Regions from separate parts of the Homo sapiens genome. Here region 2 is linked to region 1. Evidence: chromatin loops called from intact Hi-C (ENCODE). Cell type or tissue: heart left ventricle. All regions are shown on one strand. Links, peaks and the distances in the headings refer to the core of each region. The heading gives the core; the rest is flanking DNA.

Region 1 (2,905 bases), core at 182-2,681:
AGAGAAACAAAAGCAAAGATCGATGCAAAGAGATGGCAAAAGGTCAGGCGCGGTGGCTCACACCTGTAATCCCAGCACTTTGGGAGGCTAAGGCAGAAGGATGACTTGAAGTTAGGAGTGCAAGACCAGCCTGGCCAACATGGTGAAACCCCATCTCTACTAAAAATACAAAAATTAGCTGGGCATCGTGGCGTGTGCCTGTAATCCCAGCTACTCAAGAGGCTGAGGCAGGAGAATCACTTGAACCTGGGAGGTGGAGGCTGCAATGAGCCAAGATTGCACCACTGCACTCCAGCCTGGGCGACAGAACAAGACTCCGTCTCAAAAAAAAAAAAAAAAAAAAAAAAAAAAAAAGAAAAAGAAAAAAAAGAAATGGAGAGGGAGAGTCCCAGTCACTGCAGAGGGAGGGCTCAGGAGGGACCAGGGAGGGTTCCCAGGCCTTGGGGGCCACTCCAGGGCTGCCCACCCGCCTCCCCACCTTACATCCCTCTCCCGCCGTACCTCCACGAAGTTGTGAATGGCCTCCAGGTAAGCCAGGTTGTTGTCATTGACATCCACACAGATGCAGAAGTAGAGGCCAGCATAGCGGCGGTAAATGATCTTAAAGTTCCGGAACTGCAGAACAGAGAGGCTGTCAGCAACGGAGATTGCCAGGACCTAACGTGCCAGACAGAGTGGGGCCAAAACATTCACTCCTTCACTCCATACGTGGTCCCGAGGCCCAGCTCTGTGCCTGGCCCTGTGCTGGGGTCACAGCAGTGACCGAGACAGCCCTAACCCTGCTCACAGTGCAGCGGGGGCAGGCATCCCCAGAATGGACAGGATGGGCTGTGAGAGCCCAAAGAGGGTGCCTAACCCCCTCTGATCCTGGAGAGTCAGGAGGGCTTCCTGGAGGAGGGGGTATCGGAGCTGAGAGCTGGAGGATAGGCAGGAATGTTCTAAGCAGATAGCAAAAGCCCGGGGCTGGGCGGGAGCCTGACGTGTTCAATAGTGTCCATGCAACCTTGCCACTCCCTTCTGTGACTTCCTGCTACCTCTGGAGACAGTCACATCCCTTAGCCTGGAATTAATTAACTCAATTATTTAACAAATACTTCCTGAGCAGCTACTCTATGCCAGGCCTGTGATAGGCAGTGTGGGGAGGAGGGTTACCACTGCCACCAAGACGATCCTGGGTCCTTGTCCTGCCCTCACTGAAATGCGATATACACAGTTAGCAATAGTAACACAGACACACACCGTGAACAAACATGCCAGGATCAGGGACATGGATTCTCATTTTATGCGCGTGTTAAGTAGACAAAGACAGATATATATGCATACTGGGTTGCAAAGTACAATGTCTTTGGCCAAAACCTGAAAATCCAGTTCAGTTCTATATGTTCTCAATGTCAGGTTCATTACAAAAAAAAAAAAAAAAAAAATCCCAGCACTCCAGGAGGCCGGGCGAGAGGATCACTTGAGCCCAGGAGTTTCAGGCCAGCTTGGGCAACATGGTGAAACCCCATCTATACAAAAGTACAAAACTTAGCTGGGTATGGTGGCGTGTACCTGTGGTCCCAGCTACTCGGGAGGCTGAGGTGGGGAGATGACCTGAGCCTGGGAGGTCAAAGCTGCTGTGAGCCACGTTCCCATCACTGCACTCCAGCCCGGGAGACCCTGTCTCAAAAAACACAAAAAAACAGCAGCTCTAGGTCTGGGGTGTGCCTGTGTCGCCACCTGCTGACAGCTATGAGTGCCAGCATCAGTCTTCGGCATTTTTTTTTTTTTTTTTTTTTGAGTCTGGCTCTGACGCCCAGGCTGGAGAGCAGTGGCTCGATCTCGGCTCACTGCAATCTCTGCCTCTTGGGTTCAAGCGATTCTCCTGCCTCAGTCTCCCGAGTAGCTGGGATTACAGGCGCGCCACCACACCCAGCTAATAGCTTTTTACTCATTTTTTCAGCTCAATCTCTTGTTCATTGCTATACTCCAAGCATGTTTTCAGGGTTTTTTTTGTTTTTTGGTTTTTTTGAGACAGTCTCACTCTGTCGCCCAGGCCAGAGTGCAGCGGCGCAATCTTGGCTCACTGCAACCTCTGCCTCCCAGGTTCAAGCAATTCTCCTGCCTCAGCCTCCTGAGTAGCTAGGAATACAGGTGTGCACCACCACGCCTGGCTAATTTTTGTATTTTTAGTAGAGATGAGGTTTTACCATGTTGGCCAGGCTGGTCTCCAACTCCTGACCTCAGATGATCCACCTGCCTCTGCCTCCCAAAGTGCTGGGATTACAGGCGTGAGCCCAGCCTGAGTATGTTTTCTGGTGTGATTACAGTAAGGCCTACATGTAATCCACGGGTAAATGAGCTGACACTGATCATCAGTGCTCCTCTCTTCTTGCAATCCAGCTTTTCTGGCTCTCACCCTCCTCCGCCTCCAGCTACTGCTCCATCTTTCCAGCCTCCCTTCCTGTTTTAAATTTCGAGGCTTCTCAGGGATCTGCTGCAGACCCCCATCTCTCCTCCAGCTACATTCTCTCAGAGAAGCACATTCTCTCATCCTGCAGGCTGGGGCAGGTGTCCCCTCTGAACATCCCACGCCACTGCCCCACCCCTGCCCTGCCCCAGCCTGACCACTGCTGGTCGCCACTGTCTGGGGATGGGTCTGTCTCCCCATTGGACTGAGCCTGTGGGGGAAGCTGGAGCTGTCACACTGTGTCCTCCATGTTGCCCTGCAAAGGGCTGGCACAGGTAATGGCCCCCAAAGACATCCACATCCTAATCCCACACCCTGTGAATATGGGACCTTATATGGCAAAAAGGGACTCTGCAGTCTCAACTTGTGACGAAGTTAAGAAGCATGAGATGGGGCGATAATCCTGGATGGTTCAGGCGGGACCAATGTCCTCACTGGGCTGCTAATAAAGGAAAG
Region 2 (2,905 bases), core at 1-2,500, 83 kb before region 1:
CCCGCTATGTGGTGGGCGTGCTGGAGGCTGCGGGCGTGCGCTACTGGCTCGAGGGCGGCTCACTGCTGGGGGCCGCCCGCCACGGGGACATCATCCCATGGGACTACGACGTGGACCTGGGCATCTACTTGGAGGACGTGGGCAACTGCGAGCAGCTGCGGGGGGCAGAGGCCGGCTCGGTGGTGGATGAGCGCGGCTTCGTATGGGAGAAGGCGGTCGAGGGCGACTTTTTCCGCGTGCAGTACAGCGAAAGCAACCACTTGCACGTGGACCTGTGGCCCTTCTACCCCCGCAATGGCGTCATGACCAAGGACACGTGGCTGGACCACCGGCAGGATGTGGAGTTTCCCGAGCACTTCCTGCAGCCGCTGGTGCCCCTGCCCTTTGCCGGCTTCGTGGCGCAGGCGCCTAACAACTACCGCCGCTTCCTGGAGCTCAAGTTCGGGCCCGGGGTCATCGAGAACCCCCAGTACCCCAACCCGGCACTGCTGAGTCTGACGGGAAGCGGCTGAAGCCCTGATAACCTCGCCTTTGTTTTTCGGGGGTCTGTCTGGATGTGGAGAAGCTCTGTGTGAGCGGTGAGGGGTGGAGGGATGTCGCGGAGAGGGGAAGGGGGAAACTGACCAAGAAAGAAATTCTAAGGAGAGCATGAGAGAAGGCTGGCATTGGCAGGAGGAGAGCACCAGGACGAGGATGGGAAGCGACCTCCAGATTTATCAAATGGTCATGCCCACTGGGAGCCGTGGATATGCGTGGGGACATCCTGGGTCATCTCAGTCATGGAGGGAGACGGGGATGTCACGCCGTCCCGCAGGGCCCAGCACAGCCCCAGACCCGAAAAAAGTGTTCTGCCCAAGATTCCGAGAGCCCTGCGCTCTAGGGCAGGGGCAGAGTTTTGGAAACAGTGCAGGCTCTGGAGCCAGACTGGCGAGATTCAAATCCTGGCTCTATCGCTTCGGAGCCAGGTGGGCCTGGGGGGGCGTCGCAGTCTCTCTGTGCCTCAGTTGCTTCCAGGATGCGGGACCCTTGGCTGCAGGGGTTGCTTCCGCCACTAGAGGGCGCGCCGGTCCCGCTCCTGGTGGCCCACTGTGGCTGCCCGGGCGACAGTACGCCCAGGGCCTGTGTTCCATAGCCATCTACTCTCTTGAGCCTTTGGACTTCTCTCCAAGCCCCTGTGGGAGGCGGACAGCAGTGACCACCTCCCCTTCTTTTGGACTGCGACCTCCTTCCCTCCTGGGAGAGCCCTGTGACCTGCATGCTACTCTTAACTGTTCTATTCAAGACTGAATAGAAGTATTTCAGTCTTGCAGAGGAGGAAATGCTCAGAGCTCCGAGGTGCGGCTGTGGTCGAGAACCGGGTGCTGGGCCGGGCGCGGGGGCTCACGCCTGTAATCCCAGCACTTTGGGAGGCCGAGGTGGGAGGATCGCTTGAGCCCAGGAGTCTGAGACCAGCCTCGGCAACATGCCAAGACCCCGTCTCTATTTTTAAAAAAGAAAAAGAACCGACTTCTGAATCGCAGCTCCACTCATGACTAATACCTCATTATTTCAGCTGTCTGCACCTAATTCCCCACTTGCACGGCAGTGTAGACAATAACCATAGCTCACACTCACTGAGCACCTACTGGGTACCAGGCACCATTCTCAGTGTTTCACCTGGATCAACTAATGCGTCCCTCACCTCAGCCCTCTGAAGTGACAGCTGCTATTATTTTCATTACACAGATGAAAAAGCTGAGGCCAGAATCGTGAAGTCACTTGCTCAAGGTCAGGCAGCTTAGGAAGGGGCAGATCGGGGGCTTGAACCCAGGTGGTCAGGCTCTGGAGCCCACAATTGTCTTACCCACTATGCCCCTCTCTAGTCATGGTCCCCAAGAGGGGCTTGGAGACCCACTTAGCAGGTGAAAGCAATGGCAGCCTTCCTTATTTGATTATGCACCTAAGAATAAATGGTATTTGGGCATGTATTCCCAATATGTGTATATTTATTTATAAATATATACAGATACTATTATCTGTATGTTAGTAATAAAGCTTAAATTATTCCATTTTAAAATTATGAATATGAATAGGGTTTTTTTTATGTTTCTTGCCTCATCCCAATGACTTTTGCACACCCAGGTGTGAGCACCCAGCATTCAAGACCACGGGTTAAAAAAAAAAAAAAAAAGCTGGCCGGGCGTGGTGGCTCACGCCTGTGATCCCAACACTTTTGGGAGGCTGAGACAGGAGGAACACTTGAGCTCGGGAGTTCGAGACCAGCCTGAGCAATAGAGCAAGACTCTTGTCAATTAAAAATAATAAATAAAGCCAGGCATGGTGGCTCACGCCTATAATCCCAACACTTTGGGAGCCCAAGGCGGACGGATCACAAGGTCAAGAGATCGAGACCATCCTGGCTAACACAGTGAAACTCCGTCTCTACTAAAAATACAAAAAATTAGCTGGACATGGTGGCGGGCACCTGTAGTCCCAGCTACTCAGGAGGCTGAGGCAGGAGAATGGCATGAACCCGGGAGGCGGAGCTTGCAGTGAGCCAAGATTGTGCCACCGCCCTCCAGCCTGAGCAACAGAGCAAGACTCCATCTCAAAAAAATAAAATAATAAATAAGAGGCAAAATGTTAAAAATAAGCAAGGACTGGGCACAGTGGCTCATGCCTGTAATCCCGGTACTTTCGGAAGCCAAAATTGGAGGATCCTTTAAGGCCAAGAGTTCAAGATCAGCCTGGGCAACATAGCGAGATCCCCTGTCTCTACAAAATAATAAAAAAATAGCCACTGTTTTAGTCCCTTCTCATGCTACTAATAAAGACCTACCTGAGACTGGGTAATTTATAAAGGAGGAAAGGTTTAATCGACCCACAGTTCAGCACGGCTGGGGAGGCCTCATGAAACTTACAATCA

What was found. Hi-C counts contacts between places; a loop is a spot of excess contacts. Peaks named below come from ENCODE experiments on the same cell type or tissue, not always from the same donor. Only the 100,000 strongest peaks of a DNase experiment are listed, where the experiment ranks them.
Region 2: a loop joins it to region 1, with 6 times the contacts of the local background. A loop is called at or near these places in 109 of 110 quality-filtered maps.

The regions. Positions count from the first base shown.
Region 1 is chr19:46,838,964-46,841,868 of GRCh38, forward strand. AP2S1 (adaptor related protein complex 2 subunit sigma 1) reads right to left here. Exons shown (of 5, transcript NM_004069.6): 3 at 502-615. Among named protein-coding and RNA genes, the nearest start is that of SNAR-E, 9.7 kb to the left of the region's middle. In heart left ventricle, for the core only: a CTCF peak has its summit at 1,720 (motif pointing left); no DNase peak of the experiment used is centred there; H3K27ac peaks cover 872 bases.
Region 2 is chr19:46,756,427-46,759,331 of GRCh38, forward strand. FKRP (fukutin related protein) reads left to right here. Exons shown (of 4, transcript NM_024301.5): 4 at 1-2,149. The coding sequence ends at 512. Among named protein-coding and RNA genes, the nearest start is that of STRN4, 11 kb to the left of the region's middle. In heart left ventricle, for the core only: a CTCF peak has its summit at 1,045 (motif pointing right); a DNase peak (open chromatin) is centred at 1,065.